Linked DNA regions of Mus musculus: all the other regions are linked to region 4. The links are chromatin loops, found by intact Hi-C in ENCODE. Cell type or tissue: heart. All regions are shown on one strand. Links, peaks and the distances in the headings refer to the core of each region. The heading gives the core; the rest is flanking DNA. Region 1 overlaps Smap1 (small ArfGAP 1). Region 2 holds the start of Fam135a (family with sequence similarity 135, member A). Region 3 holds the start of Smap1 (small ArfGAP 1). Region 4 holds the start of Sdhaf4 (succinate dehydrogenase complex assembly factor 4).

Region 1 (7,672 bases), core at 1,775-6,774, 99 kb before region 4:
GAGCATTACTATCACTGAGTTACTGGGTTGTAGGAAAGACTAAAACATGTTCAACAAGAGCCTATCTCCACTGGGTACATAAAGAACAAATCAGACTCTTAAATGACTCGAGTTCTAACACCTGAAACTCCAAATACACTGGGCAGAATGGAACTGGCAGAAATATCCTGGATAGGTGATAAAGCAGGAATGAGCACATGAAATGCATCTGACAGCAGACTTGATGAAAATACAAATCCAAGTGAGTATCACGAGCCAGATGTATCTCACGCACACGTACGTGCGCCACACGCACCTGCCATCTCAGTAATCAGTAGGCTGAGGGCATTTTGGCTTACATAACAAGTTTAGCCAGGAAAGGCTAGAGAGAAAGACCTCTCAAAAAGATAAATAAATAAGTAAAAAGTAAAAAACTTTCAAATTAGCACTACACATTTAACAAAACAGATAAAAACAGAAAAAAAAAAATCACATTAGTAGTTTGCAAGTTACTTCTGCATCTGTTAAAAAAAATCTGACATAGATGCCAGCAGAGTAAGGAACTATCTCAGCTCACACATCCAGAGGGTGTGGTTCATACGTTACATGGAATGAGATGGAGCAGGGCATCACAGTCATGAGAGTATTGACAGAAGACAACTGCTCACATCGCAGAAGACAAGAGGAAAAATATAACTCCAGGACATACCCCCTAAGGCCTACTTCTTCCAGCTAGGCCCCACTTCCAACTTTCTAGAGCCTCTCAAACTAGTGCCAACTGGTCAGCCATTCAGATATGAGCCTGGAGAGGGTATCTCAAGTTTAAACTGTAACAAATAGGAATACAAAATGATTATAAAAAAATTAAAGGCAGTTTAGGTTTGCAATTACCATAAAAGTCAGCAAATTGTACTGTTGGACATTTAACACAGAAATGGAACTTCAGTCTGCTTCCTGTTGTGATAAACGCCATGGCTAGAAGATTCAGCTTACAAGTTACAGTCCATCTCAGAGAAAGGGCAGGGCAAGAACCAAGACAGAAGCTTGAAGCGGAAGTCATGGAGAACAAACACTGCTTACTGCTTTATTCTTCATGGCCTTCTTAGCTACAATTATCACTCACTCCAGGACCACTTGCATCTCTCAGTGATCTGAGTTCTACGCATCAAGTAACAATCAATGTCTCAAAGACACACCCACAGGCCCCACAGGCCCCACAGGCCCCACAGGCCCATCTGATGGAAGCAGCTCCTTAACTAAGATTCCTTCTTCCCAAGAGTGTCTAGGCTTGTATCAGGGTGACAAAAACTAAGCAGCACAGTGTGTCTGTTTTTGTGTGCATGTGTTTACATGAGCCAGGCAACCTGAGTGCTGGGAACTGAAGACAAATTCTATTCAAGAGCAGTGCACACTCTTGGCAAATGAGCAATCTCTCTATTTTAAAGTTTAAACTACAACATTTTAAAATGAAATAAAACACTGAAGTGGAAAAGAAACCCAAGGCTGCCGAAGTTAGGAATGTGGGGAAAAAAAACCCTGGGAGAAAGGTTTGTGTATTTATGAGAGGGTGACTAAGGTCCTTAAGATGGTGTAACTCTTCCATATCTTCATATGAGACGCACATCTATGAAGCTACACACATAAAAAAGCTGTATACAGATACATATATTACATGTTATATATATTATACACACACATCTGAGTGTAATAAGTAAACCTCAGTCACTGGTGAATGTCCTCCTGGTTGTGATAGCCCAGAGTTTTATAAAATGTCACTGTCACCGTCACCAGAAACTGGATCAACTGTCTATGACTTTTTTAACCAACTGAATACAGACTATACAACATTCACTCTATCGTAAAGGTCTCTATGTACTGACTCACACTTCTTTCCATTCCAAACCTACCAAAAAGAAAAAGTAGCTTTTACCTCAACTATAATCACTAATTATTTTCTAGCTCAAATATCTGTAACAAAGAAGCCATATGCTAGAAATACTCAATACTTTATACTGAGAAAACTGTAATAGTTTAGCAGTAAATACATGTAAGCTGAAGTAAACTGCGTAGTACCACAAAATTTTAACCATCTTCTATCCTACCAAAAATAAACCCTCCAAAAATAAAAAATAACAAAAACCCTTTAGTTCATCATTATTTATGGAGAAAGTGTTATATGTGAAAAAATATATTTTTATTAGGTATTTATTTCATTTACATTTCCAGTGCTATCCCAAAAGTCCCCCACACGCTCCCCCATCCACTCCCCCACCCACCCACTCCCACTTCTTGGCCCTGGCGTTCCCCTGTACTGAGGCATATAAACTGCACGACCAATGAGCCTCTCTTTCCACTGATGGCCGACTAGGCCATCTTCGGATACATATGCAGCTAGAGACACGAGCTCCGAGGGGTACTGGTTAGTTCATATTGTTGTTCCACCTATAGGGTTGCAGATCTCTTTAGTTCCTTGGGTACTTTCTCTAGCTCCTCCATTGGGGGCCCTGTGATCCATCCAATAGCTGACTGTGAGCATCCACTTCTATGTTTGCTAGGCCCCAACATAGTCTCACAAGAGACAGCCATATCTGGGTCCTTTCAGCAAAATTTTGCTAGTGTATGCAATGGTGTGAGCGTTTGGAAGCTGATTATGGGATGGATCCCCGGATATGGCAGTCTCTAGATGGTCCCCATCCTTTCGTCTCAGCTACAAACTTTGTCTCTGTAACTCCTTCCATAGGTGTTTTGTTCCCAATTCTAAGAAGGGGCAAAGTGTCCACACTCTGGTCTTCGTTCTTCTTGAGTTTCATGCGTTTAGCAAATTGTATCTTATATCTTGGGTATTCTAAGTTTCTGGGCTAATATCCACTTATCGGGCATATATCCAGAAGATATTCCAACCGGTAAGAAGGACACATGCTCCACTATGTTCATAGCAGCCTTATTTATAATAGCCAGAAGCTAGAAAGAACCCAGATGCCCCTCAACAGAGGAATGGATACAGAAAATGTGGTACATTTACACAATGGAGTACTACTCAGCTATTAAAAAGAATGAATTTATGAAATTCCTAGGCAAATGGATGGACCTGGAGGGCATCATACTGAGTGAGGTAACCCAATCACAAAAGAACTCACACAATATGTACTCACTGATAAGAATATATTTCAAATAAACCAATTCATTACTAGTTTAAGAACAGTGCTTTCATGAAAATTATAACCCTTATATGAAATTTGAAATGGGAAAATGCTGGAGGCAGAGTAAGAGCAATGGTAGGGAAGTAAAAAAGTCCATCAGAAGTTCAAGGCCAGACTCCACTATATGATCAGTTCACTATGGCCAGCCAGGGCCCCAATGAAACCCTGCCTCAATAAAATGAAAATATAAAAATTTTACAGTTTAAATATCTTTTAAGATTTCTGTGATATTAAATACAGGCTATACAGTCTGCATTGACAAGAATCACAGTTCTTGGCTAAACATAGCTATTAAATCTTGAAATGTAGCTAATGAAACAAACTGAATGTTTAAAATCAGTTAAATAGGTAGATAAAGATAGTAGCTTCCACAGAGAAATTCACCACTACACACACACACACACACACACACACACACACAGAGGCACGCACACTCATGCTCGCACATACATGGCCACAATGCAGTAACAATCATCAGTACAGTAGGTGAGTACTTCTCAACCAGGGCACTACTTTAAACAAAACAATTTATTATATAATTTATTATGCAAAAAGAACATATCCCTTTTAAACAGGAAGGGTATTTTTCCCAAATTCTATTTTATAATCACTCTTAAGTTACAAAATATTATTCCACTCAAAGGAATTACTAAAGTGATTTTGTTTAGTTAGCAATAATACATTTTCACCAGCAGAGGGCATACATTACACCACAATACTCTTAAATGTTTAAGTTCTACTGTGAGAAATCAATCAATCAATCAGATATTCACTTACACAAAAGGTATTGTACTTTGTTCTAAAAATGAATGTATATTTTATTAAAGGTATATTGACAATTGAATAATATCCCTAAAACCCTAGTTTTGTACATTTTAACTGTTTATTCTAGTTAACTATCATCCCCAAAACAAAACAAAATATATAAAAGGTGAAATCATCTTTCAAGGGATACACACACACACACACACACACACACAATTATTTCCTCAGCTTAAAAATAAATGACAAACCATTTTCTAGATAGAAAATTATCTAAATTCCAACACAAAATAAACATTTGTTTTTAAAAGTAAATTAAACACAAGAAAATAAATGAAATTTTGAAAAGGTGCTAAAACTGACAAAGGCATATTTAGTATTTGAGAAACGGTGCTTACATACCACCTGCCTCTAGCTTGTACATGCACCACTATGCTCATCTCAGAAAATAATTTTATATCAACTAAAAATTACAAAAATAAAATAAAATGAACTCTTAATTTCCTCTATATCCTATTATATTTAATTTTCCTAAGAAGATTGCCTTTTCAAATTCCTTCTGTCTTGCGACTTCTGATTCAGATGTCTTCCATGGTTCTCTTCCCTCCTTGCTAAACGTGGCCATCTAGCCTCTAAGTCAGACAAGCATCTAGTTAGTCCAGTAGTTATGGCTCTGGCACATTCATTTCTGCTAATGACTCCCCAAAAGCAAGCAGCCTCGGTCTCTCCTCTCTCCTGAGGCAGGCCTGTCTCTGGAGGAATGCACATCTGCTCCTGGAGCTCTCCCTTCCTGAACCAACTCTGCCCAACTCTCAGTTAAGTTTGATCATATGCCTTGTCAAAAATCAACTTTTCAATTAAAAGCCCTCTCCCAAAATCTAATCAGTAACATTGCATGCTTACCCAACACTTCCTATACATACAGGCAGAATATACTCTGCTAATGCCCTGCCTGTTTCAACTGGAGAGCAAGTATCCAAACATGCGCCTACTACTAGAGGGGGGTCTTCATTCAAACCACCACAGCCAGGCTTCTGCTGCATAATCTCTAATCAATATCTATTCTAGAGAATAGAAAAACAATTTTTATTCTGTAAAATGATTACTTTTCTTGAACCTTCCATAAAGTATTCTTGCACACCCTAAGACATAACTCATAAATTAGATATAACTCATGACTGTCTCTATAGTATAAAATGAGCATAATTACAAAGCCTTACTCTTCTACCAAAATATTTACTAGACATTACTTCATAAGCTCCTCCATACCCTGTAATATGGGTTTCATCACAGATGTAATGAATGACACTACAGTTCAGAGTTTAAACAAGCGGGAAGAAAGGGAAAATGAAGAAAAGGCAGAAAAGAGGGGGAGAAAGAGAAGGGAAAGGAGAAGAAAGAAAAATCAATCAGAGCCAACAGCCAAGCAGTGAAGACTCTGTTCTCACCATCAAACTAACTGGCCTCTCAATTCTAACAGAGCCCTATCAATTCACTGCCGATGCTCAAAAAGGGATGTAAAGGTCCTAGAACCAAATGAAAATGAAGTCATAACGTATCAGAGCCTTTGGTATAGCTTACACAGTAGTAAGAGGAAAGCTGATAGCTATAAGAGCTTACATGAAAAAATCTCAAACAACTAACCTAATGAGCTCAAGATCTAACAAAACCAAGAAAATCCCACACGCAGAAGCAGTAAATAGCAAGAATAATCATCAGGAAATAAATTAATTAAATGGGGAGCGAACAGAACAGTACATATCAATCAGTTAGACAGTGTGTCTATGAGTTTATGTGTTTATGTGTGTCTTTCTTCCTGTAGGGCATGAAAGCAAAAAGATGACCCTCGAAGGAAGAAGGAAGAAGGCTTGGGGGTATGGAAATAATGGGGAACATGAAAGCAAAAAAGACTAGGGAAAGAAAGGGGCAGGTGTGATGAAGAAATTAATGAGAAAAAAAGGACAATGACATAAAGGTGCAAAAAGTAAAATAATGAAATCTATTACTTCCTATGTTAACTTTAAAACAATTTTAAAAACTACAAGTGGGTAAGCAAGTACATTATAGCCTTTGTTTTTTTCTTTGCCCCTTCAAGATATTCTATCAACGTTTTGTAAAATTTCCCTCTAGACATACAAGCTTTCCTTTTTTGTTGTTATTGTTGTTTTTCTTTGGTAGTTTTTGGTTCTGTGTGGTGCTGAGGACTGAGTCCAAGTCTCTGCACACTAGGCAAATAGTGCTCTACCACTGAGCTAAATACTTTTAAGTATGTTCTACACTGTTTACAAGTTTATTGAGTGAGCTAACCATTTGCTTTGATAACACTGCAGCCATCATAAAAAAGGAATCAAATTTTGAAAGATTTTACATTATTGTCTGATTCATATTTTAACAAAATAACTAAACAGTTGTATAAAGTTAGGACGCATTATAATACCTTTTTTTTCAAATGATGTCATTTGAAATTTGACGAAGTTATCAACATCCAAAACTTACCTCCTTTAGTACTATGTACAATGAAAACTAAAAAAACAAAATGGATAAAGAAAAGGAAAAGAATCTCGAAGCTGAGTTATCATTTTTATGAAGGTTCCATGGAGCGTGTTAATCTGCATGTTACCTCACTACTCCACAGTTTTGGCAGGTCAGCAAGAGCAGGTATATCTCTGTCTCATATGGAGAGATCAGACCAGACACCTCTAAGCTTCCTATAATTTCATAACTACAATATAGATCAGACACCAAACAATATCCCAAATATACCACTGCTTCCTATTCATAGCCTAAAATGAGTAGAATACAGGACTAGATGGCTAGAGCCTAGCATGCCCAGTCTAATAAAAGCTGTCTAGAATTTTCTATTCTCTTGGTCTGACTGAGTAACCAAGACAAAACTATGAAGCTTTCTCCCTCCCACTGAAGGACAGCTCACAAAAGAACAGAAATGACCAATAAGGACACTAAACTTTTCTAACCATAAAACTATGGTGAAAATATATAATAGCAAAATAATCATTTCTTCAATCAAATCAAAGAATCTTATCAAAAACATGAAAACCCAATAGCAGACTGGGAACAGGTCAGCCAGCTAGCATATTAATGAGGGGAATATTAGCTAGTCCCATCACTACAGTAAATATAGATCAAATAGTTTTAAATTTGATACACATGAACATACACTTCAGATTTTATTCTGTGGAAATTTAAATATACACATAAAGCTTTGCTATCATGAATATTTATAAGCTTAGATTTTTTTTAGCAGTCAGGGACAGATTATTTTTAAATACCCTTAGAGTATTTAAAAATACTTACCAGTCGCAAATATTCAGTACAGAGAATAACCTTAAGTTTCCTACAGCTCGGTATTGGCCTTTTTCTCAGCAAATGACATCATCTCCTAATTGTTCCCTCATATTTCAGAACACTCGGACTCTATTCCCTCATAAGCTGATTCACCTTGTTCATCTGACGATGGGGGAGGGGTTCATTTTTAAATGGCTGTCTAAGGAATCTTGTTCTCTCCAGGCCAAGCTGTGTGTGTTCCACTCATTGTGATGCAGCTGCTAAGGCAAAGGCCACCGATAATTCTGCTGATCTGCCCATGGTCTATTGCACTGAACTTCTGGTGTGCCTTCTTCTGTACTTGGAAGATGGAAAACTAAAAACTCCATTTGGTTTCTTTATAGTTAAGAACCTTGTGCTGCAGAGACTACAGGGACAATCATGGA
Region 2 (7,672 bases), core at 1,049-6,048, 95 kb after region 4:
CTTGTTACTTAGACAGGAAGAGGTTACTTAGACACCTTCCAAGTCTATAGCTTACTGGCAAATTGTATACATCAATGATCGCGTGTGACAGTCACCACTGCTGTTAACAGTAATTATGAATGCTACACTCGCCTACCATAGCATAACCCGCAGAGGATTCAATAGGAAACACCAATTCTAGGACAGATTAAACTAAGTGTTGCTAAAGGACATGAATAAAACTGAACAGAAATGTTCTAAATGCCTAGTGAGAACCCACTGCATCTGGCCAAACCCAGACATCCATATTCACAAGATACTCTAGAAATAATTTCTGAATTATGATTGGTGTGATAGAACTCTATAAAAGGAAATCCACACTGTAAGTTTCTTAGAACTGTCTCTTGGTTGAGAGATAATTCACAAAGTTGGTTTGATAAAAACAAGAACTGGGTAAGAGTTTTAAATAGGATACACCCTTTAATGACAGTATACCTGGCCCTTACACCTGAACACTTAGGTACATGTTAAAAACTGAAAATCCTTAAAATAGGCAACCTCTGTATAGAAGAGCCTAACTACACTCTTGAAAGCATGCAGCCTACCAACATGCACACTGTAACTTTTTTGAAAACGTCTGGATCCAGTAAGAATGCTCTCTGTATCCCAGCTCTGCATCTGGTTCCTCCTCGGTCCTTAACCTTCTTGACACTCAAAGCAAACTGAGCTACTCAGTCTAAGGCTCTATGCTTTATCTCTGCTCACTTAAACAAACACATGTACATATCACAAAGTTCACTAGCTTTCTCCTCCATACCTCAATCCAAAACAAAGGCAATCCTGGCCTTCTCTATGTCCTAAACAATCTCTCGTGACTGACCCGTAAGTCCAAGGGGCTCTCGTTTACAGAAACTAAAGGGAACATAAAAGACAACAGGAAACTAGAGTCACTAAAGACAGAACTCTTACAGTTCCTTTCAGGATCGACTCCGGGCAAACAAAGAGTGACCCAACGCCTGCTCATTGTGTCTGAACATTAACTAATCTAAGCTCGTTCAGAGTTCACTACTATTCTACTAGATATAGTCTATAGAATTATGAAATTTTAAAAAAGACATCAAACTGTTTAGGGATTTAAATCTTTAGGGATTTAAGTACTAGTAACTTTATTGTTGCTAGTATCTAATTAAACAAAAATATGTATTTCCATGGCAATTTTTGTCTGTGGTGGCCCTAAACGTGTTTAAATGAGGGGTGATTACAGACAGATTACTGGGCTGCCCGAGTTACTACTACAGTTTACAGGTGGAGACACTGAGGGGACGCTGGATGGCTTCTTCAGACTACTACTGAGTTATGCTCTGGGTTCAAATCTTTTCACATTTACTCTTGCGCCTGCTGTATAACATAGATCCCTTATTTCAATTCAAAGAAAATTAACATAGCTCACTATAATACTAAGAATTTGTAGATGGTAACTTTCTAATGGATATTTCCCTACAAGTAAAGAGACTGGTTTTTAAAGGAGAGCAAGCATCTTTGAGAAACAGCAATCACCTATTTGCATTTGAAAAAGCATTAAAATGTAAACTATAGGAAAAGTTCTTCACTTCATCATACATACAAGTTCTTTTAAGAGAAATGTTCTTTAATTACACCGGGTTCTTCTACTTTTTTAATTTTAAGCCCACTCTGAACAAGAAACTACTCCTTTTTCCCCCTGCCTTGGTATTTTTCTTCTTAAAATAGAAATCTAAAACAATGTAAGTCCTACCTGACATAGATAACTTAAGGAAGAACTTATTGTTTGCAGGCTGCTTTGAGATTCCAGAATGAAATACATAATCCAGTTGTTCTTCAACCCTAAAACAAAGGCAAACTTTACTGACAGTAACTGCCTCAGCAGATGCCTCCAGAGCGTGACACTACACCATCGTCAACAGAAACACAAGGTTCATTTCAATTAGATTGGATTCAAAATGGAGGGAAGAAAAGCTCCCAAATGTATTAAGTTCTTTTGCCCAAATCAAAAGATTAAATACTTCTTTCTTGATAAGCAATTATCCTATTCTTGTTCGCAAAAACTGTACGCATTTATTAAATAGAACAAGCTCAAAATGATGTAACCAACCGTAATCGTAAAACAACAAATCAATACATTTTATATAGTAATTTTTGTTAAATTTCACTTCAGATTTGTTCCTGGTCAACTGTTATTTACTGGAGCACTGACCTCTGGCAAATCTTAACTCTTTATAAATGGCCAGTTTGTTTCTCATAACATGACTGGTACATGTAATTCAAGATCCAATCAAGTGAGCTGCCATTCTTTAGAGAATTTCTGGTGAAGAAAGATGAAGAAACTGCTCTGGAAGCTTCAGTGGGGATACTAGGCATAGCCCTAGCTTGCGTAGAAAGCAGAAGAGAACAGAGGTTGTTACAACTCTTCGGGGATGTAATAAAAAGTAAAACATATGGACTGAAAAAGAGGTTCCATCCACACATATAGGAAAAAGGAGTTTTATGGCTTAAAAAACAAAACACCAACATTAAAGAACTAAAATCGGTTCGGTGGTTAGGAGCGGCTGGACCGAAAGCAATGAGGCGGGGGGACCAAAAGAGGTTAAGAGAGTGAGGGCCTCTGAAGGCAAGGCTCGACACTGGAGCAAAGAGATGCTTAAACGCAACAACAAAACGCAAAAGGCCAAAAAGCCCACCCTCCCACAAGTCAGTAACTAACAAAAGAGCTAGAACGAGGTGCCAAAGGAGAAAATAGTGCTAACAGCGAGGAAACTGATCGGCGACGGCCAAGAGGTTAACGACTGGGGATGCACAGTCGAGGGACCGAGCTGGACCGAGCGGAGAGCTCGACCGACGTCGAGGGACCCCCGGAGCCAAAGGGCGCGCGGGCGCGGGTGGAAGCGAATGAGGGTCGAAGGACCAGGCGGCGACCGTGGAGTGGGGCGGAGAGCCGGCGGGACACCGGGCACGACGAGTGGCAAGGGCCGGCCGGGGGCACCCGCCTGCGCGCCGCGCCCCTCGCGTCCCCGCCGACCTTCAGCGGGCCCAGGACCCGGCTCCGACTGAGGCCAGGGCGCCAGAGGCAGACGAGGCGAGGAGGCCACTTCCTGTCCGGCCCCGCGGGGGAGATGGACCTGGCCCGCGTCGCGGGGCCGGGAGTCGCGCGGACAGCGAGGGGCTCACCTCTCAACCGGCACGGCCTCGGCTGGCGCCTGTGCGACGGAGGAGCTCTGCGTCCGGCTGGTAGGCGTCCTTAGCCAGGTCCGCACCATCCCGCCCCGGGCCCGCTCACATCGCCATCGCAGCACCCGCAACCACCGCAAAGCCAAGAGCCGGCTCGTCTCCGGCGCTCGGCTCCCGGCCCAGAGCCGCCGGCGAGCATGCGCAGTCGCGTCGGTCCCAAGGGAACCGGGCCGCCGAGCGCTACCTGCGTTCAACAGGTCCCGGCCCGCGGCCCCGCCCCTGGGGCTCTCCCCTCCCCCTCCCGCAACGTCCCGCCTTCTCTGAGGCGAGGACCCGCCCCCTTGGGCTCCAAGTCCCGCCCCCCCAGGAGACTCAGCTGCCGCGGGCCCCCGGCGCCAACCGAGATTTGAAGATTTGTTCTCCCTTCCCGGCTCGCCCCTCCCGAGTTCCCGCGAGAACGGGAGACTTGCGTCAATAAAAAGCGCGAGCCCAGCCGGGGTGGGAGCTGGGGGTAGGGGGGGGGATAGTGTGAACCACTGGTCGAGAGTTAAAGGGCCCCAAGAGATGCGAAAGGACAGTTGAAGACTGAGGAGATTTCTCTCGAAGTCATCTACGTCTTCTCTCCTTGCTGCCATGGCTAGAGCCGACCCTCGCGCCTCTGCCAGGGCAGTGGGTCGGTGCTGCCCCAGCAGTCGCTAATGGGGCCATCCATGGTGTGGCCATGCGTGCAGCTGATCTATTAGTGTCTTGATTGATGACATCTTAAATAGAAGCTTTCAGGTCTTAAATTCCATTAACGGAAGCCCATAGTCTTTCATTGATTAACTTCATTTTCTTCTTTCCCGCTGTCCGAACAGAACATTTTTTAAAGATTTATTTACTTTACATCCTGCTCGGTTCCCCCTTCCAGATCCCCTCCCCTCCCACAGTCCTTCCCCCACTCCCCCTTCCCTTCTCTGAGTCTGTGAGGCTGGCACTTCCTATCCCACTGAGGCAGGACAAGGCAGCCCAGCTAATAAAACATATCCCACATAAATGGAGCTGCTTTGGGGATAGTAGCTCCCCTCCCCCTCCCGTTGTTGAAGACCCACATGAAGACCAAGCCACACATCAGCCACACATGCTGGAGGAAGTGGGGTTAGGTCCAGCCCGTGTATACTCTTTGGTTGGGGGTTCAGTCTCTGAGAGCCCCAAGGGTCCTGGTTAGTTGGTCTTCCTGTGGAGTTCCTATCCCCTTCAGGACTGCAATCTTTCCTCCTATTCTTCCATAAGAGGCCCCTCGCTCCATCCACTATTTGGCTGTGGGTGTCTGCTTCGGTTTGAATCATCTCCTGGGTGGAGCCTACAGAGTATCCTTATAATAGTGTCAGGGTTTGGTGCTTGCCCATGGATGGGTCTCAAGTTGGGCCACCAGCAGGACATTTTATAGCTCGTTAAAGCTTCTGTGTGTGACTCAAGCAAGGTTGGGAATTTCAGCAACAGCTGAAAATTTCCCTCAGAGCTGTAACACTTTCACACAGCTCAAGATAAAATGAATGGGGAGAACAGAACACAGCTTGTGATAAAAATGAATTAGGAGGAGAGAGTGGTGTCTCTTAGATATAATGTGAGGGAACATGATGCCACTGATAATCTGCTTGAAGATGGTTAAAAATGGCAAATATTGTGTATATTTGCTAGAATAAACATGAATGAAACCTTTCTGTCCACTTGGCAGTGGTGATGTGGCCTTGTACCTTAGGCCGTTTGAAACCAAGTGTTAAATGTGATTTAACCACTGGCTTTTCTTCAGTTTTTGGGCAAAATTTGAACAGGATTGGAATGCCCGTGTCACCTTATGATAATGTTTGCATAAATGATCCTTCTGGTACAGTTACTCTTGTTTTTTACAGACAGAGTCATATCTACTACGATGGGTGTCCACAATGCACAATGGTAAGGTATTTTTGGGAAGTTATATTTCTTTAACACCAAATATGAGACTGAGGCAAGCGAAGTCTAAGTTTAGCACTTCCTTTATGGGTACAACAGCTTCGGGTTTAAAGGGCGAATATATTAGTTCATCATGTTGTGATGTTACTTCATGGCTTAATGGCTGTGGTCTCTCTGGGAAAAGAATGGTATAAGACAGTGACCATGCCAATCCTCCAGTTAAAAAGAAAGCACTCAGCTGTGTTTCAGGCTTCTCACCTGTAATTGCTGCACTGGACAGGCTGAGAGCAGCCTGAGCTACAATGTGATCCCTTTTCTCAATAAGTATATGAGAGAATTTCTTTTTAAGCTAGTGGCATGACTTGCATCTCGTTGTTGAATGGAGATAATGAGGACTGAGAAGACTTTGCTACTTAGTGAACGCAGTAAAGGAGAAGATTGGAATCTATAGACAATAAATGCACTTTTATAATCTATGTGGCATAGTCTTTAATAATGCATTGCCAGGAGAACCTTGAGACTGCACAACTGATTGGACTACAGAGTGCTTTTTACAGCACGGTATGGAAAGGCTCAAGCAGTTACGTCTGGATTGCAACTCAGATGATATGGGTTTTCCAAGTGGCAAAGCATTTGCTCGGATCAGAAGCTGTCAGACAGGAGACGCCCCTCCTACCGCCACACTTCTGAGTCACTCCTGTAGAGTGTAATTACATAGTATCGAGTGACAGCAATGACTTGACTTCATGGCTTATTCTCCTCTCAGTGTGCCTAGAGCTTACCATGGTGTTCTGTAATGTGGTGTTTATGCTAATTACTACCAGCTTTGCCATAGCAAACGCACCAGAGAGACTAACTCATATGTCTTATGATTCAAACCCTATCACTAGTCCTGACCTTCTAGCTCATTCCAGCCACGGCTCTGTGGCTCACATCAGAGCTTTTCATAGGAAGAGTGATGAACCGCCTTCTTCACCATAGCTGAAACAGACCTCTGCCCACTTCCCCTTTCCCTGGGTACAGAGATCTGTCTCTCGAATCTGGGTTCTCAGGATGGACTCACCAAGCCTAGAATCCCCCAGTCCTACTGGATGCTTTCTTGTGTCTCCCGTAGAGTTCATGTCCATGTGCCGATTGGGTTTCCAAATACTTCTCTATTTCAAAATGATTTCCAACTCCAAGGAAAAGTCAGACATGGACAAAAAGAAGCATTACTTCTAGTGAGACTAGAGAAAGGGATCAAAACATACTACGAATGGAATAAAGGAGGGCTGTCAACTTTAGATTATTTGATGCATGACAGTCTTTGCAAATATTATATAAAATAGTCATGCAACAAATTTAAAGTTATTTAAACACTAATTTACTATGAATTAAAGCCTGCATAAAAGAAAACATTCTTACCTGTATCAAATAAAACTATTGCCGTTTGTACGTGTGTCACCTTTTTTGTTTGTTTAACATCAAAACTCAGTGTTCTTGCCCTTTTCAGTTGTAGAATTTTTAAAGTTGTGTGCTTCTTTTCAGTTATCTCGTGAATTCATTACTTAATTTAAAAAGTTGAAATGTTTTATAAAACCTGTGACCTTATGAAAATGATTATAGCTCTCTGATTTATAGATGGAATAGGCTGCTTCGTGGGTGTGTTGGAAAACTTATTCTTATAAAGACCTTTTTAAAAAAAAGAAAAGGCCCGTGCTTCTGAATATTTCTTTCCCTAAATAGATTGAGTTTCTAGGACAATATTTGTAATGATTGCTGGAAGTCACTTAAAAATCCATACAACTCTAAACTCAAATGTCCATATAGAATGCAAAATTAAACATTTAAAATTCTTCTCTAGAGAAAAGTTCCTTTCAGTTCTAGGTTTTACATGGGACCAACCATTATAAATACAGTAGCCAGAAAAGCCACAACAATAAAATAACACTTTTATACTCTGCTGTCATTAGGCTTAATTTCCTTTATTGCCAATTACAAGTTTGTCTATCCTTATGTTTTTTATTTTTGAAATGTATCATATTACATTTGTTGAATGTAATATCTAGGGTGCAGAGAAAGAAAAACATACAGAATCATGAAAAAAGGGGAATTTAATTTTTAAAACTTTCCAGCCAAATCTTAAAAGGCCCTGGCTCTGCTTAGCCTCCAGGTTGATCAATTTCAGGGTGGCATGGCTGTTGACTAAAATTCAATTACATCTTGAAAGGCTATTTAAATTACTTTTCTAATTTATTCAGCAAAAAAAAAAAATGCAATTTGAACTAATCTGGGTCAGGAGCACACTGTCAGCTTCCGGGTGAGTCTATTTGTAGAAACATCTTGAAGAGGATTTTTGCCACGTGCTTGCTTTTGCAGGTTAAGGGAAAACATTCTAGGGGACAAACTTTCGTTTCTGTATCATTGCCAGAGACTCCTTAGCAACCAGAGTTGTGTGTGTGTGTGTGTGTGTATGTGTGTGCGCGCGTGTGAATGTGAGTGCATGTGTGTGTGTGTGCGCGCGCGCGTGTGAATGTGAGTGCATGTGTGTGTGTGTGTGTGTGCGAGTGTGAAAGTG
Region 3 (7,672 bases), core at 938-5,937, 83 kb before region 4:
CAGAAGCCAGAAGGCTCATTCGTAGGACTAGCACAAAGGCTTTGAGGAATCATCAGAGCTGGTGAGCAAGGGTCAAGGCCCAGGGAAAGGGCGAGAAAGAAAGAAAGAGAAGGTTATTTCTTTTTTTTGGTTTTTTTTTTTTTGGGGGGGGGGGGGTTCAAGACAGGGTTTCTCTGTATAGCCCTGGCTGTCCTGGAGCTCACTTTGTAGACCAGGATGGCCTTGAACTCAGAAATCCGCCTGCCTCTGCCTCCTGAGTGCTGGGATTAAAGGCGTGCACCACCACGCCCGGCCGAGAAGGTTATTTCTTATAGCCGCTACCGTTACACTTGGCATACTGTTTCAGAATCACTCATTCTGAATATTGCCATGTTCAGTCTCCATTAAACATACTCCTTTCAGTCTTATAAAAGTTTCTGTACCAAAACCTAATCCAGTTCTTAACTGTCCTCAAGACCTGTGGAAAAAAGAAGTGTTTGAATTAAGAAAGCAGCATACCCTTTGAATACTACAAAGTCTGAAAAAATTAACTCTAGGGTTCAAAACCTTGAGTCTCTGACTGCCCTAAAACTTACTGAGCAAGAAAGTCATTTTCATTCCAATTTTTACATATTTTAAAAAAATCAAAGCCAGTATTACTTATGAATGAAGCTTAAATTCTGAAAAGTAAATTTAAGATGGCAAATTTAAAATGACTCCATATCCTCGCTACCCATACTGCCACCAATTAATAATCATGAGAACTGCTTTCAACTCCTGCAGAGTCACAGTGATAGCCGGAGTCAGGCAGCTCTATCTGGCAGTTCCTGCTCTCCAGTTGTACAATGTATTGAAGAACAGGGTCAAGAGCAGGAGCCGGGACCTGTGCCATCATGTCCTCCTTCCTTGCTAATACTGTCAGTACCAGACATACAAGCTAATGACTAAGAAAGTGTCAAAATCCAACCGGCACTCCTCTGCTAACTCTACTCAGGTAACAGATGATAAACTAAGCTTTCTTTTAGGTCCATGTTCTCACAGAATAATGGGAAACTCTTTTAAAGTAAGAAAACAGAACTTCACCACTTACATTTATTATGGTTACTGACATATAGAACAACAGATTCAAAGTCATACAAAAAGCCAAGGAGGATTTTACTCTAAGAATATGTCAAAATGGGCTCGCCCATACCAAAAGCACAAAACTTTACAAGAAGTGTATAAAGTTATACAGTGTATAGTATGCATACTCAGGAAGGAAAGATAGGAAAATCACAAGACTGAGGCTAACCAGGATGACAAACCCATCTCAAAAAAGAGGAGGGATGTAACAGTGGAAAAATGCTTGCCTCCCACATAGAAATCAATGGTGTTTGATCCCACAGTACACACAAATGCATCTTACACATACATACACACACACACACACACACCCTATAAATCCTAAGTAAAATGTGAAATGGTCATACCAGTGAATATTTCCTTAAGTATCAAAATAAAACAATAAAATAATTTACAACCATTATTCTAGGTTTGGCTGAAATTCATAATCTTTCTAAGTCACTGACAACAGAGCCCATGGCCTTCCAGTGGAGCCCTTGAACTACTGATACTAGACTATCCCACTTTTCCCACTTCTCAAGAAAAGAGAAAATTCATAATTAAGTGACTAAACAAGAGCAAAATAAAAAGCTATTCATTCCACATACATGGACTGGATTCACGCGGTTACACAAAAGTGATCAAAACAAATGTTGCCTACTGTTCAGAAGTAAAACTTCTTTACCCAATTAAAGAAGAACGTAATTGCTTTCTTTCCATCTCCCAAAAACAGAAAAAAAAAAAAAAAAGGTTAACACATTTAGTGAAAATCTGAAAATCTGATTGCAGTACCCCTTTGGAGAAAGAAATTTGAATCTTTTAAGTTACTTCTATTCATGAAAGGAAATTATTGGCTTACATTGACTTACATAATTCTTTTACAAATGTGTATGAATTTTCATGTCTCTGTGCCATCTGCATGCCTGGTGGCTACAGGGGCCAGCAGAGGGCCTGGGACCTGCTGTTCCTAGAGTTACAGAGAGAGCTGCTATGTGGCTCGGGAGCAGCCGGTGTTCTGACCCTAGACCATCTCTGCAGCCCTGGATGCTCTTTAGCCACAGCTTCCCAGACCAGAGTCTTTACTTAACTGTGTTAGGACTCAAGGTGATGAAACATAAACTAACTCTGGCCCTTGTTCCTTTTCTTAGCTTCTAATAACCTATTTTTTTTAAGTGTTTTACAAGTAAAAAGATAAGAGAGTGACTGAGCTTCAATACAGAACACTATTTCCTAATAACCACATGCAAGAATCAAGTACCAAGCAAGCAAATAAATATTACTACAAAAATCAGGCATGCCTTTTCTTTTAAATGCCTTGCCTAAGGATTACATGGGATAACCTCACAGTCAAGTTACTATAATGCTGTAAAGTGCTTCATAAAAATCCCAATTAAAGTGTGTACATGTGATTTCGCCCAGTAAGGAAGTAGCTGTTATGACAGAGAGATGATGCTGATGTTATGAGACTTAATTTATTCACATATAACCCAGCCTACTGCAATGGACTCTTTTGCTCAGTGTTGAGAGAAAACAGTAAAAACTCTAGAAAAGTAGTTAAATAATGCAGAAATCTTAATCCTCGCTCACAATGGCTGTCTCTGCTCCCAGCAACTACCTATTTCCCAGAGAAAAATCAAATGTACATTTTCCTAACTACATAGAAGTAGGATTTTTAAATCTCCATTACTCTCCATGATATTACTTACATTAGAAATAAACCACATCTCCAAACAAAAACTATCAGCTAAAAATAATTTATCTATTTCAAAGGCTCAAGCAGAAACCTCCACCTGAACTAAAAATAGTGGGGTTTTTTTTTCTTCTTCTTCTTCTCAGTATCTTAAAATGCACCTTCCACATTTATGAAGTGGACAGACCAGTGTCCACAAATTCGCCAATGGGTCGTCTGGGGGAATCTAACGACTGAACTCTTTATGAACATAACACACTTTCCTTAGGACACTATAACATCCAGAATAAGAGAGTGTGAGTGTGTGTGTGTGTGTGTGTGTGTGTGTGTGTTATACATAGTATACACAAATAATGAAAACCCTATCTCGATTATGTTATGCAGTGACATCTCAAACCACCCCAAAACACTGTTCTTTTTCAGAAACAGAAGTAAACGCCCTGTGCAAGAGCTGTCAGGTGGGCAGGCAGGTAGGGCTCCATCTGGGACACCGCACCACTGGGGAAAGGGAGGACGACGCGATCTCGTGGGAGGAAGGGAGGGTCGCCAAGAGGACAGGGACCTAAGGGCGACTCCACCCACGGAGTCGCTGAGGCTGAGGCAGGAGGGCTCCCACAGCCCTATCAGCACCGCCCAGCCGGCGGCCCAAGGCGGTGGCAGCGGCGCGACGCCGGCTCCGAGCCGGAGGCTGAGGCCGCGACCTCCGTGCTAGCCGAGAGCCAGAGGCCGCCCGCCCTCCCGGGAGAGCCGGCGCGGACGAGACGCCGCGGAGGGTGGGAAGGTCACAGCCGCAGGAGGCCCCGGCCGAGCGGCCACCAAGCCCGCGCGCTACCTTTGGCCTCGCAGTCGGCGCAGTACTTGTTGTCCTCCTCCCTCAGCAGTTTGGACAGGATGAGCTGGTGCTGCTCGTTCAGCTTCTGAGCCTTCTCCCGACAGGAGCGTGTCGCCATGTCGGCGGCGGGGCGGCGGGCCCGGACGCGGGCGAGCGGACGGGCGGACGGCGCTGGCGAGGCCGGGCGGGCGAGGGCACCTGACGCCGCTGGGGCCGCGGACGGACTCGGCCCAGGAAGCGGCGGCAGCGGCGGTGGCGGCGGCGGCTGGAACCGGAGGAGGGGCGGCGGCGGCCGAGCCAGCGCCGACGTGTCCCGCCTCCTCGCCGGGCCCGCCGCACGCTCCGCCCGAGCCGGCGAGGGGCGGGGCGGGAAGAGCCGCCGCTTCCGGGAGGACGCAGCGCTGGGCGCTGCGCATGCGCCCAGCTGCCCGCGTGCCGGGAGACTCCCAAGGTGATTCCAGAGAAGCGTCTGACGCTCCCCGGGGCGAGATTCCCCACTCTTGACACCTGATCGTCGCTTGAAGCCTCTAGAGACCTGAAAGTGGAAGAATTTTTTTTTTTTACCGGGAAGCGACTTTCACAGTCTTTGCATTTTTCACAGTCTTTGCATTTGTGTACACAGCACTGGAAATGTCCAAATTATAGTTATATATATATAGTTATAATGGGTAGATGCATCCCATGTGTGTGCATCGGGAGTTTGGAAACGGTATACTAGAAGCGGATGGAATGAAATGGGGCTAAAAGTGTCTTACGTTTTAGAGGAAAATAGACATGTTTGGGGGGGAGAGGTAACGTAATAAACCCTACCTCCCTCAACAATATTGATAATCTCATATACAGGAAAATGAGGCAAAACAGTCAAGTCACTTGGCCATGCTACAAGTGGAAGAGTTAAAACCAGGCAATATACCCCGCCTAGGAAGAGGGAAAGTGATCAAAAAGTGAATTATTAAAGGGATGTCACTTTAAGAAATTGTGTGCTGCTAGGATCCCTTCCCTGGGAGAAACTTAAGCCTGTTCCTTCTCGTAAGATCCTAAAGACAAACTTAGGTATAATTCCAACAAAGTTCACCCAGGAGAACCAATGAGCTTATTAGGCTTAAAGAGCAACTGGTAAGGGGTATGGATAGGAGCATAGATGACCTTAGAATAGCCACACTGGAAGGTCTGCACATAGCAAGGATGATGGTCCTTAGGAACCTGACATGGAATTCCCTCCCTCCATCTTCCCCCAGGTATATCCTCTAGCCCCTCCCTGAGACCAGATACAAGCAGGGCAGAACCACATACAACAGTGACTGAATAGTGTGGTAGGGGTTCCCTTCCATAAGTCTCCATATACCCTCCCTATGGTGGAACATAAATAGTCAACAGGCCCAGCTGTGATGGTCCTTTGCAAGAAGGCCAAGCACAAGGCTTCTGAAACTGACAGTGTGTTTCAGAAGATGTTCCTACATAACACAATGTAAACGACATTCTTCCCTGCAAGGAAAGACAGTTTTAAAAAGGAAGACATTCTCGATGATAGCCCATCAGGTTTACTAAGGTTGAACTCAGTGAAACAGTTGGAGTGATTCGGCTTGCTGTGTAGTAAGTATGAGCAATACTATGTGTGGGCCTTATGTAAGTAGAATAAACATAGCCCTGGCCTGAGGTAGGAGAGATGCTAAGAATGGCAGGAAGCAGGATTCTCTGTGATACGCTCTACCTATCCCTCTTGGGCTTAAGATTCCAAAGACATAAAAGCGGATCATGGCAGGGAAGCATTGGCAGAGAGCAGAAGACACAGTCACTGGAGCAGAAGCTGGAGGCTATCTTGGAAGCAGAGCATGCTGGGAACACAGAAAGGCTTTACAACTCAAACCTTACACATGTGACATACTGCCTCGGCAAGGCCATGCCTCCTAAACTTACCCAAACAGTGTCACTAACTAGGGACCAATTATGCAAACATCTCAGCCTATGGGAGATAGTCTCATCAAACCACCACATTATGACAACAAGATGAGGCAGGAAACACCGAAAATGTAGTTTAGCAACCTGGAAGAGAGAGAGAGAGAGAGAGAGAGAGAGAGAGACTCCCTTTAAAAACAAAAGTTATTAATTCCTTAAGAGTTTCATACATACAATGCATTTTTATTGTATCTCCCACCACATACTCCTCCTCTACAACCCTATCTCAACCTAATGTCCTCTGATCTGAGGGGTGTGTGTGTGTGTGTGTGTGTTGCGGTTTTGAGGTTTGAGGTCACTAGATCGTTTTTTTTTTTTTTTTTTTTTTTTTTTTTTTTTTTGCACTGCCCACATATTCGTGGCTGTGGTGCTCTCCACTAGAACAGAGGTTCTTAACCTTCCTAGTAAAGCAACCCTTGAATATATTTCCTCATGTTGTGATGACCCCCACACACACCCATAAAATTATTTGTGTTGCTACTTTATAACTATAATTTTGCTACTTTTATGAGTCATAATGTAAATGTGGTGGTTTGAATATGTTTAGCCCGGGGAGGTGTGGCCTTGGTGGAGGAAGTTTGTCACTGTTGCAGTAGGCTTTGACCCTTTTCCTAGTTGCCTGGAAGTCAGTCTTCTACTGACTGCTTTTGGATCAAGATGTAGAACTCTTGGCTCCTTCTCCAGCACCATGTCTGCCTGGACACTGCCATGATTCCTGCCATGATAATAATGGACTGAACCTCCGAACCTGAAAGCCAGCCCCAATTAAATGTTGTCCCTTATAAGAGTTTCTTTGGTCATGATGTGTGACAGAATTTTTCCTGTCAAATCACACTAACAGGAGTGTGATGCAGAAGGCCAGTGATTGTACAGGGAAAGAGAGGAGAAGCTAAGAGTTGCAGAGACAGAGAGCTTCTATGGAGAGAAAAAGGGCCAAGATAGAAGCAGATAGACAGGAAGAAGAACCTGAAACAGCATGGCTTTAATTAGCCACTGGTAGTTATGATATCATAAAGGATAGAATAATTGGGATAATTTGTTTAATCTAGGTGGGCAGCTTTTATCATTATCAATTGGTTCTGAAATTATTGTATTGACATCTTACGAGTTGAGAATTTATTGATACATAAATCTGACTTGTTAATTATAAGCTTCCAGGGTTTTTATTTACTGGGTTACTGAAATGTGGGACCGTCAACTACAGGGGTTTATGGCAGAAAGGGAACTAATGGCTCCAGAGACAAGCAAACCAGAGCTGGGTACACAGTGGTCAATCCCTGCAGGGGCTAGCTAGAGACAGCTGGCAGGCAGTAGCATGGGAACTTTGCGGGTCTTTTATAATATTTCCCACAACAGGTGGTGAACCGACATGTTGGTTGGTTCCTCGTCTCAGCAATGGAAATCCTAACTAAGACAGTCTGGGTAAGGGCAGGGGACTATCCAGCTTGAACAAGTTTTCGGTACATGCACAATAAGGCAAACCATGTCTCTAAGTGAACTTTTAGGAAGAATCTCTTATTTAACATCTTATGCCAATGCATAATTGGGCATGCATATTAACATAATTGGTCGTATTATGGGAAGTGACATGTGCAGTGAGAAAAAGCCTACACAAACTTTATCCTTAGTAACAAAATCCTCTTCCTCTTGAATCCCATAAAAAAAAAAAGTTCAAATACTAACTGGAGCCCTTGAGGATCCTCATTCATGTGGCCCACTATTCTCATGCACTGTATTCTAATCAGTATTTCTATTGTTTTGCTTTTATTTAAGTGTCCTTGCTACTTTTTCAATTTTGTATAGGATTTTATTTCATTCCTGAATACCAGGCCAGGATCCTGGAAAGACCCATCCCAGAGCCTAACAAGCTGTCACAGAGATGCTCCGCACATCCAGAAATCAAAGCAGAAGCTGCACAGTTCTGAGAAATAACCAGGAGGACCTGGGAGTTTGTCTCAGTAAACAGAATGAAAACTGACTCAAGTTCCCAGGGAGGGAAATATCGAGGAAGAGATATATACACGAAAACATAAAAACTGTCAGGTAGCTTGGGGAGCATAGAGGAGCACAGGGGTGCCACATAGGGAGGAATGGGAGATGAGGTTGGATAGATA
Region 4 (7,672 bases), core at 1,527-6,526:
GTCACCCAATGCAATCAGAGTGGGAACGACAGGGCTGGGGCAACGGCTGGGGGAACCAGAGTTTGCTTCCTAGCAGCGATGCAGGGGACTCACGACTGTTTTCATAACAGCTCCAGGGATCCCACGGTTCTGGCTGCATGCACATATCCACACAGAAAGAGACATGCATGTACATATATGCATAATTAAGGTATTAAAATTAAAAATAAAAACAAAGATAAATTATGTTTAGTTTATAACTACATTTAAAGCTCTTCATTCTTTTTTGTTGTTGTTGCTTCTGTTTTTTTTTTTAAAGGTTTATTTATTTATTATACATAAGTACACTGTAGCGGTCTTCACACACACCAGAAGAGGGAATCAGATCTCATTACCACCAGAAGAGGGCGTCAGATCTCATTACAGATGGTTGTGAGCCACCATGTGGTTGCTGGGAATTGAACTCAGGACCTCTGGAAGAGCAGTCACTGCTCTTAACCACTAAGCCATCTCTCCAGCCCTTGTTTGTTTGTTTGTTTGTTTGTTTTTAGACAGTGTTTCTCGGTGTACCCCCTGCCTGGCCTGGAACTTGCTCTGTAGACCAGGCTGGCCTTGAACTTAAGAGATTCACCTGGGTGTGCACCAACCCTGCTCATCTTGAAGCTACCTGTCCTGGGTCCTTAGCTACCGTGTTGCCATGAGAACAATCGTGTTGAGCTGTTTCCTCTCTAAACATCTAACGGTCACTCTGAGGGGCTCGGCTGTGGGTATCTGAGCTGAACTTGCTTACAGGCCGGCCTTCTCCTCAGAGAGCTTAAGATCAGAAGTGAGAGCCGAGCCCACGTGTGGCTGCTCTGGACTGACAGTAGCGAAGAGAGGCTCCTCTCCTTTAGTTCCAGCTGACAGGCGACCCGGGATGAAGGAAGGTTTAATATTAGTTAAGAGAATGGGAGACGTCTCCCCTCGAATACGCAGTTCCCGTTGTTTTCTGAGGGCCAGCTTCTTCCCTGGACCTTAACGCTGCCTCGGCTTTCCCCTGAACGGTAATCATAATCGTACTGCAGCTGATTCTTTTTCTTTCGTAACAGCCAAAAGTTTCCTCAACAAATGCAGGTTTGTTATTTGTATCAAAGAAGATCTCATCTTACATGTTTTACCTTTTGAATAATAAAAGCACAGTAAAAACCAACTAAACAAACAACTCCGCCCCTGCCCAAAACCAAGTGAGTACTAAGAACTTAGAAGCCCTTTTTTTTGAGACAGTCTGTGTTGTCTGGGCTGCTCTCACATTCCCGATTCTCGGGCATCAGTGCTGGTACTGCAGACATGTGCCACCGTTTCTAGCTCTAGAAAGACTTTTTTTTTTTGGTGGTGGTGGGGGTGTTGCATGTGTACTTGTGTATGTATATGTGTATGCATGTTTAATGTATGTGTGCTCCTGTGTGTGCACCCATGTGCTTGTATGCATGTGCATGCTGAGATCAGAGACTGACTTCAGGTGTCTCCCTTCACTGTTCTCGACCTTAGACATTGAAGCAAGGTCTCTCATTTGAGCTCAGCGATTGCTGACTTAGCTAGTCTAGGTAGCCAACTTGCCTCAGGGATCCACTGTGTCTTCTGAGTGTGAAATTGTAGTGGGTTGCCTGCCGCAGCCACTACCACAAGGGTGATGGGATCTGAACTCTGGCCCTCATGCATGTCCTACAAGTACTTCATGCACGGAGGCATCTCACCAACCGAAAACTTTTTTAAAGAAGTAACAACTACACATATGGATAGTCCACATGGTATTTTTACTCACTATATCCTTTATAACCGATAATAACAATTATGACCATATTTCACTTCTTTCACCTTTTCCAGTAATGAGCATCGACCTTGCCATGTTAAGTATGGACAGGGGTTTACTAACCACTACTCACTCTGCAGTGGCTCTCTCTCTTCGGGTGAATCCTCCAGTGAGTCAAAACGACCGAGTGGCAGCTTTGACTTCTTAAGGGCTTGCTTCGCAGGCTCAGGCTTTCCTTCCTGATAACTCATTTTCCTCAAAGAATGATTCAGAAGAGATGGTCCTAATGGAGAAAGAAGGACAAGGCATACAGTGAAAATTCCTTTCTGAACACATACATTCTACACGGATGGGGTATTTCCCTTCATTCTACATGGAGAGGAGATTTCCCTGCCTTGGAGATAACCAATGTTACACGTTTTCAAGAAGAGCTATAAAGCGATGAGACAGTCAAGCACAGGGGAGATAGTTCAGCAACCTTAGACTCCACCTAGTTTGGATTATGCACAGAGTCCTCTTCTAATAATGTACTTGGCAGCTTAGTTTCCGTATGTGTATATATACTATAATACACATACTTTTCTCCAAGAGATGCACCTAACAACCTCTTAGTGACATAAGATACCTCCAAACACCAGGATGTATGTACATCCATCTTTGGACAATGGGATTTTTCTCTTCTCTAAATAACAAACCTAGACAGATTCTATTCATTTGTACTCTCCCCATGTTCCAATACAGGGCCAGAAAGGCCCATCTGGCCTATACTGGGTTTTGGTGCTTACTCACTGTCTTAGTCAGGGTTTCTATTCCTACACAAACATCAAGACCAAGAAGCAAGTTGGGGAGGAAAGGGTTTATTCAGCTTACACTTCCATACTGCTGTTCATCACCAAGGAAGTCAGGACTGGAACTCAAGCAGGTCAGGAAGCAGGAGCTGATGCAGAGGCCATGGAGGGGTGTTTCTTACTGGCTTTCTTCCCCTGGCTTGCTCAGCTTGCTTTCTTATAGAACCCAAGGCTACCAGCCCAGGGATGGCACCACCCACAATGGGCCCTCGCACCCTTGATCACTAATTGAGAAAATGCCTTACAGCTGGATCTCATGGAGACATTTCCTCAAGGGAGGCTCTTTCCTCTGTGATAACTCCAGCTTGTGTCAAGTTGGCGCACAAAACCAGCCAGTAAAACATTCAGTAAGATAAACTGAGCCAAAAAAGTGTATTTTTTCTTTAAGGAAAATCTTTTATTTACTATGTCATGCCAATTTTGGCAGGTGTATTATTGAAGTCAGATGCATTATGGGAAGGAACATACACAAAATTGATAATGCTGCCTAAAATATCAATCAGAGTGCAAACCGCCCAAGCTATATGCCCCTTACTCTTATCCTCTTCCTGTAGCTCCATAAAAGACCAGAGGCAACGAATCAGGCCTCCTTCACTCTGGTTTAAATAAAGTGTCCTTGCTACTTTATAATCAGTATGGGTTTTAATTTCAATCCCTTGACTAAGGAAGCACCTGGCTTGCCCTGATCCTGACAGCAGAATCATTAAATCAGCATCCATTAAGGATCCATTGTGCTGGGGCATGGGGAAACACACACCAGCAGGTGTAGCAGCCTATACTGATGTTTCTAGAATTGTCCAAGTATCCACGAGGGTACATTTCAGGGTGGTATGATCTTGAACTGTGAGTTGTTAGAAAAAGCAATGAATACAATCAGCATAAAATCCTTTCCAGGAAGAAAACCTCATACAGGCACTTAATGGAAAAGGTCTATCACATTTGTACACGGGTTTGTTAATGTTTCTTTTGTTTCAAAACACTGGAATGCTGGATAAACAGTAATAAGGATTTGGAGCGACCCTTTCGGTTTCTATAATTCTCACAGATCATTTAAGATTTTAGCAGCCAACAGGTATTAAATATGTGAAGGGAAACATTAAAAAGTAAAATAAAAACCAGGCCACTTGTTATGAAAGCAGTAATTCTGTCTTTGGTTTACAAAACTTCTCAGGGTTATCATCAAGTAAACTTGCATTCTGCGTGCTCTTTGATATGATAATTGAGGGGTATATTGAGAAAGAATGCAATAGTTCTGAAAACTTTAGCTTCTACAGAAAGACGAGGGCATCTCTTCTAACAGTTCTTGGCTTTGTGAAATTTTTATTTTGTTCTTTGCTCTACGTGTGCACTTCCCCAACGTTTGAACCAGGCTGACCTTGAACTCAGAGATCCTCATGCCTCTGCCAGCCTAGTGCTGGGTCTATAGGCATGCGTCCCTTGTCCGGGTATAAATTATTCTTGATGTAAATAAACCTGTAAATTAATGACACTGGTCTTTTCCGTATTTTTCTAGCCGCATCTAAGAGCGAGGCGCTTTTCGAAAACCCTACGCCAAGCACCGCTAATGCTTCTGTAGCCACCGCGGCAGCGTCTCCGCGCCTGCGCCCTCGCATTTCGGAACTCGGCTTCCCACGCGGGCCCCCAACTCTCAGGACCCCGGGCGGATGGCCTTACTTGCTGCTCTCCAGACGAAAGTCATCCGTGAAACGGAAAGGGTCGTGGAGACCATTGCGCCGGCTCCCACAGCGTCTGCGCACGCGCACCAAGGTGGGAGGGGCGCTCCACAGGGGAGCCCGCGCCCTCTGCGCAGGCGTCAACGAGGGCAGAGAAGGGCGGAGCTTCGTTGTGTCCCTGGAAATCCTCAACTGCTCAACTGCCTCGGGTAATCCTGCAGTGCCTTGTCCTCACAAGTCCTCGCCCTTGGTCCTGCGCAGTACCTGGGCAGCGCTCTTAGCTATTCCGATGGACTTAAAAGACAAAACCAAAAGCCTGCACGAAAGTAATAAATTCTAGAGTTCACACCACCTTAGTGTATGATGCTTTAAGGAGGGAAGTTCAAAGTCCAATACAGAGATGGAAACTTGAATCACCCTAATTTAATTGCTCCATAAATCTGTAGTTAAAAATACCTAACATAAAACATTTAATTAGATTGAAGATTCCCACATTTTGAAAAAATTTTAGTACGTTCAAATATTGTCATGTGAATTGATTATTGAGATTGTTCCATGACAGGGATCTGTTAGAAATTATTTTAAAACACAGGCTGGAGAGATGGCTTCTCTTTCAGAGGACCTGGGTTCTATTCCCAGCACCAACATGGCAACTAGTTTCTAACCCCAATTCCGGAATGTCTGACACACTCTTCTGGACTTTGTTGGCACTAGGCATACACATGGCATGCAAACTTGCATACATACAAACATACATTGCAAACATACTTACATCATACCAGCAAAGCACTCGTACAAAAGAGATCTTTTAAAAATATTGAGCTTAAAACCCTTGAAATATGACAGCTAAAAGTTTCCCCCCATTATTAGAAAACAAACCAAACTCATAGCTGGTCAGACGAGTGGTCCATTAAATTCCCATCTTGCGGTCAAGAGTGCTGACCCCCAAGAACACCTTGATCACCTCACCTTCCTCCTAGCACAGCTGTGTTTCTCAGTGGCTCCATTAATACAATAGCCACAGTGATAAGAACAAAGGCACCAATGTACATTGAACTGTCTTTCTCCTCCCAGGACTTACTGGCTAGCACCACTAACTTAGCAACTCGTGACTGACTTGATCTGTGTCTTTCATCACTAGAGTGGTTTTGTGTTGTTTGTATTTTTTGTTTTTAATGCAGGAGTGCTGTCTACATGTACACCTGCATGCCAGAAGAGGTTATCAGATCCCTCTATAGATAGTCCTGAGTCACCATGTGGTTACTAGGAATGGAACTCAGGTCCTCTGAAAGAGCAGCCCATATTCCTAACTCCTGAGCCATCTTACCAGCTCTCAACCTGCACTATAGTATTAAGCAGCCTGGGAGACAGAGCTGACTTCAAGAGAATCAATTCACCTATCCAATTATGAAGGTAGCAACTTGCTCTTAAATAATTATGTTTGAACTGTGTTAGATTATAGGCGATTCCACTAGACGCCTCCCAGGGACCTAGCAACAGCTTGTCTTCCCCTGCTACTACCTCCAGCTCTGCTCCCACATTCCTTTCTGTCCTTCTCTGTGCTCCATCCTCTTCTCTGCGCTCATAGCTCTGCTCCCACCGTCTACATGTCTGCCTCTACCCTTCTCCAGGTCCTTACTCCCCTTCTCCCCCCACCCCCAATAGGAGATCTATTGCATGGTATAAATTCTCAGGGGCACACCTTGGCATGTTAGCACCAGGTACACCCTTACTGCATTATCTTTCATAACAAACTGTTTTCCTGGTTATCTTTCCTTTCATACAGTTCACCTGTGGCCCTAGTGAATGCTTTGTACTACATAAAGTGTCCTACACAAATTGCATATCAAAAGAACTTTTTCCTGTGGATGTAAATCAGGGGACTGCTATTGAGAGGATCCACTGATCGTATCAATTATTCCATCTTCCAGGCACTGGCCTTCTAGGATGATGGGCTGATTGGGGTTTGGAACCAGGTGATCAAATACTTGGATGTGCTGTCCCTAAAAGATGTCATATACTCCAAAAATCAGTCTTGAGAGATCAACTTGGGTTGAAAGAGTCCCGAGAGTAGAGTGGGGAAACACCCCGGTTACTTCTTAGACACTTCCGATGTTTTACTTTCCACTTGAAGAAACAATCTACCATACCCTGTCACTGCCTGCTATGGCCCACTGTACCAGTGTTGTGAAATGCCTGTAATTCTGCTCCAGCTACACAAGGCTTGGGCAATGTATCACCTGAGTGAGGTAACTCGGACTCTAAAGGACATGCATGGTATGTACTCACTAATAAGTGGATACTAACCGGAAAAAAAAAAAAAGCGCTGAATACTGAAGCCCACAGAACACAAAAAGGTCAACAAGCTGAAGGGCCCAAGTGAGAGGAAAGCAACCACAACGGGGAACGGAGGGACCTTCGAGGGAAAAGGGATGGGGAGGGGTGGAGAGGGGAACATGATCAGTTATTGGGTCAGGGGAAGGACTGAAATCCCTGAGGGCCAGCAGAAAGAATGGAAACAGGCAACCTCTGGAGGTAGGAGGTTGTGGGGACCCTTCAGAATGTACCAGAGACCTGGGAGGTGAGAGACTCTCAAGACTCAAAGAGAAGGACCTTAGATAAAATGCCCTACACTGGGGAGCGGGAACTTATAGAGCCCACCTCCAGCAAGAAGACAGGGCATCAAGTGAGGGATGGGGTTGCCATCCCACAGTCAAAACTCTGACCCATAATTGTTCCTGTCTGAAAGAATTATGGGGATGGAAATGTAGAGGAGCCTGAGGAAAAGAAGGTCCAGTGACAGGCCTAAAGTGGGATCCAGCTCAAGGGGAGGCTCCAAGGCTTGACACTAATACCAAGGGTATGGAGCCCTCACAAAAAAGAGAGCTATCATGACTGCTCTCCAGAAGACCCAACAAGCAGCTAAAAGAGTCAGATGCAGATATTTGCACCCAAGCAATGGACAAAAGAAGCTGCTGAGCCCTGTGGTTGAACCAGGGAAAAACTGGAAGAAACTAAGGGGAATGGTGACCCTGTAGGAGAACCAGGAGTCTTAATCTGGTTCCCCAAGATCTCTCAAACACTGTACCACCAAACAGACAGCATACACCAGCTGATATGAGACCCCCAACACATATACAGCAGAGGATACCGGGTCTGGGTTCAGTCAGAGAAGATGCATCTAACCCTCAAGAGACTGGAGGCCCCACAGAGTTTAGAGGTCTGGTGGGGTGGGGGGCAGGGGTATCCAAGTGGAGACAGGGGAATGGGGAGGTGTGGGATGTGGAACAGTCAGAGGGTGAACCAGGAGGGGAATAAAATCTGGAGTTTAAAATAAAAAAAGAAAAAAGAACAAAAAGGGATTATCTTCCTCCACAATTAAA

What was found. Peaks named below come from ENCODE experiments on the same cell type or tissue, not always from the same donor. Only the 100,000 strongest peaks of a DNase experiment are listed, where the experiment ranks them.
Region 1: it touches region 4 in a loop (2.5-fold over the local background); 13 of 42 quality-filtered maps call a loop at or near these places.
Region 2: it touches region 4 in a loop (5-fold over the local background); 7 of 42 quality-filtered maps call a loop at or near these places.
Region 3: it touches region 4 in a loop (3-fold over the local background); 26 of 42 quality-filtered maps call a loop at or near these places.

What each region holds. Positions count from the first base shown.
Region 1 is chr1:23,902,407-23,910,078 of GRCm38, forward strand. All of the region lies in intron 1 of Smap1 (small ArfGAP 1), which reads right to left. Among named protein-coding and RNA genes, the nearest start is that of Smap1, 16 kb to the right of the region's middle. In heart, for the core only: a CTCF peak has its summit at 3,860 (motif pointing right); no DNase peak of the experiment used is centred there.
Region 2 is chr1:24,096,878-24,104,549 of GRCm38, forward strand. Fam135a (family with sequence similarity 135, member A) reads right to left here and starts at 3,464. Exons shown (of 21, transcript NM_026604.4): 1 at 3,184-3,464. In heart, for the core only: no CTCF peak of the experiment used is centred there; DNase peaks (open chromatin) are centred at 3,604 and 4,234; H3K4me3 peaks cover 2,585 bases; H3K27ac peaks cover 2,157 bases.
Region 3 is chr1:23,918,436-23,926,107 of GRCm38, forward strand. It overlaps Smap1 (small ArfGAP 1), which reads right to left and starts at 3,946. Exons shown (of 10, transcript NM_028534.3): 1 at 3,603-3,946. The coding sequence starts at 3,720. In heart, for the core only: a CTCF peak has its summit at 2,016 (motif pointing right); a DNase peak (open chromatin) is centred at 3,936; H3K4me3 peaks cover 2,631 bases; H3K27ac peaks cover 1,270 bases.
Region 4 is chr1:24,001,256-24,008,927 of GRCm38, forward strand. It overlaps Sdhaf4 (succinate dehydrogenase complex assembly factor 4), which reads right to left and starts at 4,385. Exons shown (of 3, transcript NM_026503.3): 1 at 4,291-4,385; 2 at 1,902-2,051. The coding sequence starts at 4,345. In heart, for the core only: no CTCF peak of the experiment used is centred there; a DNase peak (open chromatin) is centred at 4,406; H3K4me3 peaks cover 1,391 bases; H3K27ac peaks cover 1,052 bases.